Linked DNA regions of Homo sapiens: region 1 is linked to region 2. The links are chromatin contacts, found by Hi-C or POLR2A ChIA-PET in ENCODE. All regions are on one chromosome and are shown on one strand. Each heading gives the region's core, a stretch centred on a gene start or an enhancer-like site at or near the end of the contact. The rest is flanking DNA. Distances are from core to core; before and after follow the strand shown. Region 1 overlaps FILNC1 (FOXO induced long non-coding RNA 1). Region 2 holds the start of LINC01625 (long intergenic non-protein coding RNA 1625).

What was found. Hi-C counts contacts between places; a loop is a spot of excess contacts on that map. ChIA-PET counts read pairs that join two places held with the same protein, here RNA polymerase II (POLR2A). Pooled maps may share reads with other maps.
Region 1: a loop to region 2 is called in a pooled map, with 2.0 times the contacts of the local background. The contact joins the enhancer-like site here to the promoter of LINC01625 in region 2. A Hi-C loop is called at or near these places in 2 of 50 pooled maps. POLR2A ChIA-PET finds 5 or more read pairs at or near these places in 2 of 52 experiments (GM12878 and OCI-LY7).

The regions. Positions count from the first base shown.
Region 1 is chr6:139,839,215-139,844,288 of GRCh38, reverse strand. The region is part of intron 1 of FILNC1 (FOXO induced long non-coding RNA 1); the gene reads right to left. Among named protein-coding and RNA genes, the nearest start is that of FILNC1, 71 kb to the right of the region's middle. Within about 2 kb of position 2,393, at least 2 of the 41 ENCODE cell types and tissues checked have a DNase peak (open chromatin) inside an H3K27ac peak, as active enhancers do.
Region 2 is chr6:139,472,453-139,477,781 of GRCh38, reverse strand. It overlaps LINC01625 (long intergenic non-protein coding RNA 1625), which reads left to right and starts at 3,186. Exons shown (of 4, transcript NR_033919.1): 1 at 3,186-3,216; 2 at 4,727-4,850; 3 at 5,187-5,255. RefSeq lists an enhancer at 4,297-4,797.

The DNA.
Region 1 (5,074 bases), core at 1,144-3,643, 370 kb before region 2:
TTAGTTTAATTAGATCCCATTTGTCAATTTTGGCTTTTGTTGCAATTTTTTTGGCGTTTTCATCATGAAATCTTTGCCTGTGCCTATGTGCTGAATGGTATTGGCTAGATTTTCTTCTAGGATTTTTATAGTTTGGGGTTTTATATTTAAGTCTTTAAACCATGTTGAATTACTTTTTGCACATCATGCAACGAAGGGGTCCAGTTTCAATTTTCTGCATAGGGCTAGCCAGTTCTCTAAGCACCATTTATTAAATAGGGAATCCTTTCCCCATTGCTCATTTTTGTCAGGTTGTTGAAGATCAGATGGTTGTAGGTGCTTGGTCTTATTTCTGAGTTCTCTATTTTGTTCCATTGGTCTATGTGTCTGTTCTTATACCCCACTACCACGCTGTTTTGTTACTGTAGCCTTGTAGTATAGTTTGAAGTCAGGCAGCATGATGCCTCTAGCTTTGTTCTTTTTGCTTAGGGTTGTCTTGGCTATTCGGGCTTAAAGAAGAGTTTTGCTGCTGTTTATCTTTTTCTCTTTTGCTTTTTGATCTGGAAGATCAAGGATGGCACTACTTCATCACTTAATGGTTGTATTCTTATTAACATAAAAGGCTATCAAATGTCCATCCTAGTAATGACTCTTTTAAGTTCTCACCACATGCTATTGGCTTCCAGTCTTTATTTAAGAAAAAAAGGAGGCCGGGCGAGGTGGCTCACACCTGTAATCCCAGCACTTTGGGAGGCCAAGGCAGGAGGATCACAAGGTCAGGAGTTTGAGACCAGCCTGGCCAATATGGTGACACCCCGTCTCTACTAAAAATACAAACATTAGCCGGGCGTGGTGGTGCACACCTATAATCCCGGCTACTTGGGAGGCTGAGGCAGAAGAATCACTTGAACCTGGTAGGCGGAGGTTGCAGTGAGCCAACATCATGCCACTGCACTCCAGCCTGGGTGACAGAGTGAGACTCCATCTCAAAGAAAAGAAAAAAAAGGATGCTATATTCTCATCGTTACAGGTTTTTCTGAGAACAACGGGTAGAGCATTTTATTGGAATATAGCATTCCTGTGGGGAGAAAAGGTTTGTAGGAACTAAATCATGCAGATTTTTAAGTGTCCAATCCAATCTGTCGTGTGAGAGGTTATATAATTTATCCATTCCACAAATATGTAACAAGGGCACACTATCAAAAGAATGATCTGGGAAAGAAGGAGACAGACTGGGTTGAAATTTTATCTTGGATAACTGGAAGGATAGGGAAGACAATAACAGAAATATTAAATTGAAAAAGTAAAGAAAATTAGCTGCCAAAAAAATTTTGATGAGGAAAGGAGATGGCTTAGGAAGAACCTTGAAATACTGACATATTTAATAGTTTGATAGAGAAGAAGGAGCCTGCAAGGGCAACACAGATGGAAGAGAGAGATAGGTATGAGGAAAATAGAGGAATTGTGGAAGATAAGGAAAGAGAATAATTCAAAAGGCAAGAAGATGCCAACATTGTCCAATGCTGCTGAGAGACCCAGTGAGATGAAAGGCAAAGAAATATTCATTCAGGTTGCAGGTATCAAAATGTACTTATATGAGGAGATAAACAATCAGTCTTTAAGAGGGAAGCTAATACAATTATAAATATAAAGAAATAAAGTGGAAATATATAAAGAAAAAAGATACAGTTTTATTGGGAAAGTAAATCATTGATTAATTTTATAAAGGGTAGGTATGAGCTTGTAATTTCTATACTACACAGCCTTTAGTAGAAATGAGAAAATGAAGATAAAGAAACTCAACAAAAAACAACTTGAGTGACCAGGATCATGTTATTCAGTCATATTTTGTGTGTTCGAAAAGAGGGGGTGCAACATTTCAAATTAGATAAAAAAGGTGACCCTGGAGAATCCATATAGAGAGAATCTTGCTTTCTCTATGGTTAAGGGATTATCTATCATGCATCAGATGCCTTTTTGGGTATTTTATACATGACTCCATTCAATGCTTACAATGATAGCTAACACATACTACTATGGGGTAGGCATGTTTCTATGGGCATTATGTGTAACACCTCACTGATAACTTCCATAATGTTGGTAATACTATTCCCTTTTTTAAAATGAGAATAATGAAAGCATTCAGTACGATTAGGTAGTTTGCTGAGAGTCACAAACTAATAAACAGCACATCTGGATTCAAATCCCACTGAGTTCAAAGTCCATGTTACTTTCATTGCATTTATTACTTGGCTCAAAAGAGGAAGAGAAGTGAAACAGAACAAGGAAGTGAAATCAGAGATGCATGTCAAAATGTTTAAATTTAATTAACAAACCAGCGGCATTTTGGCTCAGATATGCCCATAAGGTGCCTTGCAAATGCCTTTGTACTAATATTGCTAAGAGGCAGTAGGTTCTGCTGAAGGCAATACTGTAAGGAAAATGAAAGAGAAAGGCTGTGACAATACAACCATGATTGTCTCCTGAATCATGGTTAACTTTCACCCTTAGAAACACTCACTGAATATAAGCTTTTTGAATAAGGAAGAACAGTTGTATGGTCAAAAGACAATGTTAGGGTCTACCTTTTCCCAGTTATAATTCATTCACATGTATGTTTTTCTGTTCTGCAGCTAATTTCTACAATGGGTACTTCACAGATCCATGGGGAAAATTCAATAAAACAATGTATATACATAGATTTTATGGAATTTAAAGTGCTATACAAATGGCATGCCTCATTATTCTCTGAACATTCAGATTCCAAAAGACTGCCCCATACACCTCAATTCCCTCTAACTTTCTTCTCAGCCTTCTCCATTCCATGTCCACTTCTCACTGTGTTCCAGAAAGGACAGACTGTATGCTCACCAATGATCCTTGTTGATTGCCAAAGGTTAAGTGGCAAAGCATTGTGGGGATACATTATAGATGTTAAAACCCAGGGAATCCAAAAGACCTAGGATTCTGTAATACTGCACTATCACATTCAATCTAAGACGCACATATCTCTGCATTCTAACAACTCTGAAATATGGATGCATCTTGTAATTAACATGATAAGAAACCATAACGTCCTGTCGATCAAATCTAGCTGACCACCTGCTTTTGTATGGCTCTAGCGCTAAGACTGGTTTGTACATTTTTTACAGTTACAAAAAAAAAAGAAAGAAAAATAGTTTTATAACATGTAAAAGTTACATGAAATTCAAATTTCCATGTCCACAATTAAAGCTTTATAGGAACACAGCCATAGCCATTTGTTTACATATTGCCTACGGTTGCTTTCTTGCTGCGATGGCAGGATTCAGCCATTATAATAGAGACCTTGTGGACCTTAAAGCCTAAAATATTTACTATCATCATTTACAGATAAGGCTTGCCGATTCTTATCATACTTCAATTGACAACACTTTATGTTTTTTAGTGGTTGTATTAGAGTTCTCCAGAGAAACAGAAGCAATATGATAGATAGATAGATAGATAGATAGATAGATAGATAGATAGATAATAGGTGGATGGGTAGATAGGTAGATGTTAGATAGAGATATCTCTATCCATCTCTATCTCTATCTCTATCTATATCTATATCTATATCTATATCTATATCTATATCTATATCTATATCTATATCTATATCTATGGCTCCTGCAATTATAGAAGTTGAGAAGTCCCAGGATCTGCCATCTGCAAACTGGAGATTCAGCAAAGCCAGTGGTATAATTGGGTGCAAGTCTGAAGGCCAGAGAACCAGGGCAGGCAATGGTATAAATCTCAGTCTGAGGACAAAAGACCCATGGCTCAACTCAAGCAGTCAGGCTTCTCTGGTACCTTTTTGAAATAATTGCATTATACAGGTGGTTGGAAAATAGTCTTCACAAACTCCTAGAACAAAATTCCAGGTTAGCAGCTGGGAATCAAATGTACATGGGGCAAATCTCTCAGATATTTTAGAGCCTAAATGGTGATAGTGGGGCACTGAGAGAAAAAAATATATATTTCTTATGAAAGAAATAAATCTGGCATGAGAAACTTATTTATGCAGTGGATCCTGGAGTTTGGGGAAGAGTATAAATTACAAGATTAGTACATCTACTTAACACATACCAACACAAGCTAGTTTCTCCTAGTTTAGCAAAAGACCTAAAAATATGCTATTAATAAAAGAATTTTCTCATTAAATGAGGACTTAAGCCACCCTGCTTTTGGACACCACTCTTTGAGGATAGCTGCAGGGGCAGAAAGTATTTGCCGTTATTGATTGCAAAAATAGGAGAGCAGTCATGACCTCGTGATGGACAGCTCAGAGGCTGGGCAGGACTCCTCATAGTTTAGCTCTTTATGTTTGGTTTCATTTTCTCAACTTTCTCTCCTCAAGCACTTCTCGAGGAGTCTTGGCATCCAAGTACTTCTCCCCTCTGGCTCAGATTAGGAAAATCTCATGGAAAGCCTCTGATTGCCTGGTTTAGGTCACGTTCTCACTTCCTGGACCAATCTGCAGGTTAGTAGGTGAGGTTCTACGTGACTGACTCTGCAGAGGTGCATACTTACTCTTAAACCAGTCACTGTTGCTAACCAGGCAGGTTGGGCAGAGGAACTTCCATCTGGCTCTCATGCTTGTGAAATGGAGAGCAGCTGAGGAAGAAAGAATGAAGCTCCTAAAAAGGGAAGGAAGCACAGACATAGCCGTGGGGGAGATCTGAGTCAGCCAGCCTCCCTTGTTCCTGTGTCCTGCCCTAGGTCTGATGTCAAGGCCCTCCAGCGTTCATGTCCACAACACAATATTTCAAGAATACATGAAACAACTTCATCAATGACATCATGGTAAAAATGGTAACTGTGAAATACCTACTGTATTTAATGGTCGGGATCACTGACCATTAAAAAAGTATTTTTCACTAATGTAAATTTATAAATCACAGAAAAAAGATTTAATAGAAAACATAATTTGTTATTATTTGATTGTTGCTCATGACTCAGATTCTTTGATGTCCACCATGTTCTTTAGTAGTCTACAATTTCTATTCATGAGACTTAAGGACTCTGCCTTGAATAAAGAGCAGATCACTTTAGTAGGTGACACAAAGAAAAATGA
Region 2 (5,329 bases), core at 1,937-4,436:
CTGCATTTGTCAAACTTCTCACCTCTTCTTTGCATATGTTGATCTCCCTACCTAGGATGTCTTTTCTTACTTTTTAAGTTGGGGAACACCTATTCATCTATGAGACACAATTCAACCCACACCTCCAAAATGAAACTTTCTCTGATCCCAAGAAAGAGGCAGGAGCTCCTTGCTCAGTGCTACTTCTGCCCCAGTATATAATTTTCTAATTGCCTTGGTCATATTTAAGAGTAACTGTTTACATTTTCCTACTCCTTTGCCCTACTAGACTAAGCTCATTGAGAACAAGGGCTGGCTTTTCAAGCTTGATCTCATGAGAAGTTTCCTATACTGTTTGGAAAATGGTATTCAGTAAAGGATGGTGAAAAATCAAATGTGTGAACAAATGAATGGGATGATTCCCACAGACATCACTTTGACTTTTTCTCCTGTGTCTTAGGTGAACCTCATCTTTGGCCCCAGCTCTCTACCTGCTTAAAGTCATTATAATTTAGTAACTATCCACTCAGCGAAGAGGGCAGTGGTTTCTGGGCTATTCTATAACTGCCAGGTGTTGACTATTTTAAAGCTTATGGATGAAACCAGAAAAATATTTGACCTTTTGCCCAAGACTTTGCTTTGACATGGAAACTCCCTCCCCCTTTTTTCCATTATCTACAATTTATCCTTCCTTTAGGGTCTAAACTTTTCCTTCTCCAAGGTGTCTTCCCAGCTACCCTCCCATTAACCCCAAACCTCTGACTGCTGTATTTTCTGGGCCCTGTAAGAGTGGCCTCCACCACTGGGGGAAGAGGGCAGGATAAGGGTGAGCTCCCCAGAAGGGCCCCCCCATAGAAAGTCGAATCTGGGAGTGTCTGGAATTAACTGTGAATGCTTTAACCTGAGGAAAAGAGACTGCGACTTCTCTACCCTATTTGCTTTGTTCCCCCAGGGTATCTTCACCTTGGGCAAAGGTCAGTTGTGTGTTTGTGCCCACCCTTAGGGCTGAATTCTCCCTTAGGCACATCGGAAGCACAGTACCCAGGGCCCACAATACTTTTAGGGGTTTACAACAATGTTTTCATTTTATTTAAAATCATAAGAAAAAAACTATATAATAATAACGAATATGTAAACATGAATCCAGCCTGGATTATATGATCTTACACCAATACAGTCATAAAATATGATTATCAATATTTTTATGGAGGAAGAGGCCCACAAAGGCAAAAGCAAAGCAAGTGGACCACTTACCACCAGACAAGCCACAAAAGTCATAATGCAGCGCTGACAATTGTGTGAGCTGGAATCCAGTGAGCAAGAAAATAACATTAGGAAGAAGTACAGAAAATTCCTGAACGCTAGCGCCCTATGTTTGGGAAAGAAATCCCTCTCTTTTGGGTGAGGACAAAGAAGTTCCCATATCCTACCCACCCTCCTGCCCCCACCCCAGCAACAATGCAACTCATAGAACATTCTGTGCCCTATCACATTCATTACACCTATGGGACGCATTCACTCATCAAAGATCACCCGGCTACTGAGGCATCCTCATTTCTATCGTTCAGTGGTCAAGCTCTTCTTCCCGTTCAGCGTACGTAGTACCTAGTCTGTTGAGGGTGCTTTAAAATGTTTAAAGAATGATAATGATCAATTTCTCCTATTTTTTTTTTAGCTTTTGAATCAAACATTTGGAAACATTGAATTTTCATGCTGCATTCTATGTATTAATTATGAAATAACTCTCATGATTGGAATATTCTAAATGAAGAAAACAGAAAAGGAGTTACGTCTTTCTGTTATTTTTCACCAAACACAGTACACTGGGGCTTATAAATACACTTTATCAAATCCCTCTGTGCAAGTAGTCCCGAGTGCTCCCCCTACCAACCCTGCACCATGAGAGAATGAATAAATGAATATCTAACAGGGCCCACACAATACCCACGAGATAATCGGCATTCTGAAAGTGTCTGAAGATATCATGTATGATAGACACCAAAGAGTGACCCTGTGCATTTCACTCCTGAATTACTGGTTGGCAGAAATGGCTGAGCAACACAAACAGATCTGAGAAGGACAAAACAGATAAATTCAGAAAACAGGTCAGCATGATTAGTAGATGTCAGAAATGATACTTTTCTGTCCCCCACCCCCTTCTGATTTATGCAGGACACTGTTTCTAATTTCCTTTGTTTTTCAACCCCAATATATTCCAGCTCCAGTTATTCACTACAAATGGCCACACTGTTTACTGAAGGCTGGCGTGTCAGTTGTTGAAGGAAGAAGGGACCGAAGTAGTGCCTGTCTCCAGAAGCCCAATTTCTAACCCCTCTGGGGTTCCAGCCTCCTAGCGAGTAGACGAAGACTGCCAAAGGTTGATCTCCAAATTGAGTTTCTCCAAGGCCAGCTTGCAGAGGCCTGGCAATCAGAAGAGGATACTAAAGGAGCATCCTAACGACAGACACACTGAAAATAATTATCCTGATTCACAAACACCCTCAAAGCTATGAGAATGGTCTTATAAGCAAGGTCTGCTTTAATGGAAACATAAGTATTATGCATTGCAGTCTATCGTAAATTGGTTGTAATTTTCTCCTGACACTTTCTGAATTAAACTAGTTAGTATACGAAAAATAATAATAATAATAATAAAATAATAATAATAAATGCCACAAAGCAAAAGCAAACTGGGTGTCTGAAGGTTAATGATTGCTCATGAAAGCCACAGAAATAAATTATCTGCCTAGGGACACTGTCACATGATCAGCACAAAAGCTGCAACAGCCAAAAATGTTTATGTAGAGGAAAAAAACACATCAGCGTCACAGAACCCTTCCCCCCACAGCTAAATTCAAGTCCTGAGCCAGCCAGCTGCTCCTGACTGCTTACATTAAACTAATTTGTGCTGCTACATTGCAGCTGCTTAATTTTTAGTCTGAACTTTATCACCAATAAGTGTTACAATAACAAGCGATATGATGGTATCTCTGAAGAAATATCCATCAACCCCCAAACAATGACAACCTCACAAGAGTACACTGCAGAAAAACAAATTTAAAAAACAACAACAAAAAAAAACAAAAAAAAAACACAAAAAAAGAAAGGAAGAAAGAAAATTACCCCCACACTGCCTCTTTAAAGGGGGGGAGGGGCAAACTTTTAGTGGGAAAGGCTTTAAAATGCTGCTTTGTTCCAAAGGCCATTCTGCAATGATGAAGGGGGATGATTGAAAAGGTTAGTAGCAGGGGAAGAGTTAACAAGTAAGATGTGCTTTTGCTAAGAGGGGGTGATTTGCAAGGTGAGAGCTTTAGAAGGGGGAAGGCAATTTCCTTACAACAATGCAATCGGTACTTTCTGTCTTGCTCACAGTCCTCCAAGACGTTATGCAAACCCAAACTGCAGCCTGGGCGGTAATTTCAGAGTTGCCCCAAACATTATTCTTTGGCCAGCCGGGTACTGGAGCTTACAATATTCCGTGTTGTTCCCCATGTTTTCCTGTGTTATTTTCCTAGCTCAGTGCAAATGCAGAAACTCTTCTTTGGGCAGAAAGAGACACTGACCTGAACTGGTTTAAATTCCTGCCAAATATGCAGGCACTGTTTTTGCTACATTTTGGAATTTGGCTTAGACCATATGTCAGGCATTTATTTGTACTCAGAACTAGAATGGAGACCTAACAACTTCAAAAAATAAAAGCTTTTTTGTTTTTAAAGCATTAAGAATGTCCTGAAAGTTTTCTATTATTAATTAATCTGAATATGATTAATGTTTTTAGTTAAGATATCTCATTACACACTCTCCTGTTTACTGCAGGGGAAATTCAGCTTCACCCTGCTCAGTAATTACAAAAACAATTCCTTTGAAAGCAAGGGAAGAACACCCGTGTCAGCTATTTACAGCATTTAAAAAATTCTGTGGTTTTCAGAATTAAGGTTCAAAGTGAATGTTATTAATGTTGAGTAATAAAGTAGTTTTTCTTGCACAGATATACTAAATGTAAAAAGAAATGTTTACACTGGAATGATTTTCCCAGGGTGGGAATCGGGGCTGGGGAGTTGGAGGTTTGGGCCCACCCTAGGTTTTTCAACTTGACATCTTTACATCTTACGGTTCCAGCCCAGGTCCTAGCAGATTTCTTTTTTCAGAGAGCTGGTAAATCACGCTACGGGACTGACTCAGAGTGCCACGGGGCATGGCCTTGTTTCGTGGGTTTCTGTTGATGATCCTCCACCGTGGCGGGGCAACTGTGTTTGCAAGAGCCCTCCAGGAGAGGATCCCGGGGAGAAGTAGATGGATGAGGAGTCCCTGGAGCCCATCAGGATTTCTCTTCCCCTCCCCCTCTCTGGTGCCAAATGGGTCACTTGCACAGTGCAAAGCTTTCTCTCCACAGAGCTCAGCGTGATACCTCCGTCTGCTGTTGGCAAAGCTTTAAGACTGCTGGGAACTCAGACGAAATCATCCACAGGCTTGGAGGTGTGGCAGGGTGTAACTAGAATGAGTGCAACTTTTTAAACGGCTCCTAACCATAGGCAGGCTGGGAAGGCCCCAAGACGGAAGGGCAGCCGAGGGGAGGGTCGCTGAACAGCAGCTTGATCTTAATGATAGAATTGGCAGCGGTGTTTGGTTGCTCTTGAACAGAGTAAAAGACCTTAATAGGCCAGACGTCCTATTAAAACCTCAATTGTGAAATTAGAAATTAACTTGATGGAATGTGACAGTCTATCTTACCTATCTGTTCTTTCAGAGCTGGACTAAATTGGTCTAACTAGGACACTTGAAGGCTTGTGAATCAGTTCACACGATCAGTGTGAAAAGCGGGTATGAAGACCCAGATGCTGGTGTGTACGTGTGCATATAAGCCCCAACAGGTATGAATTCAGAAGCAGTGGATATGCGGGTACTCTTCACTCTCAAGCAAGCCCCACATGACAGAAAGTTCTTGCTACCAGCCAGGAATGATCTCACAGGGTTGAGCAGTTTGAATTGGCTACTTTCCTGAAAATCTCTAGAAACAAATTCTTTTCGACATAGCCTTTTCCAGAACAGCACCAAATTAGAGTAAACTCCACAAATCCTGAATTAGAATCGTAATTCCGAAAAGCGGCTATCTTTATTCTTGTGGGTTCCATAAGCAGCAAGGGACTCTGGTCACCAGTTCCTTCATGGCGTCTCTGAACTTCCCTCAATCTCGCTTTGCTTTTTAGCTAGAAATCAAGCCTTTCTGGCTTCCGATTGTTGGAGAAGTGGAAACAGTTAATGGAGTATGCAATGAGGTATGTTGTAATTTCCAATTCACAGCATTAACGCTTGTAGTCATGAACTTGAAATGTAGCATTTTTCACAGAGG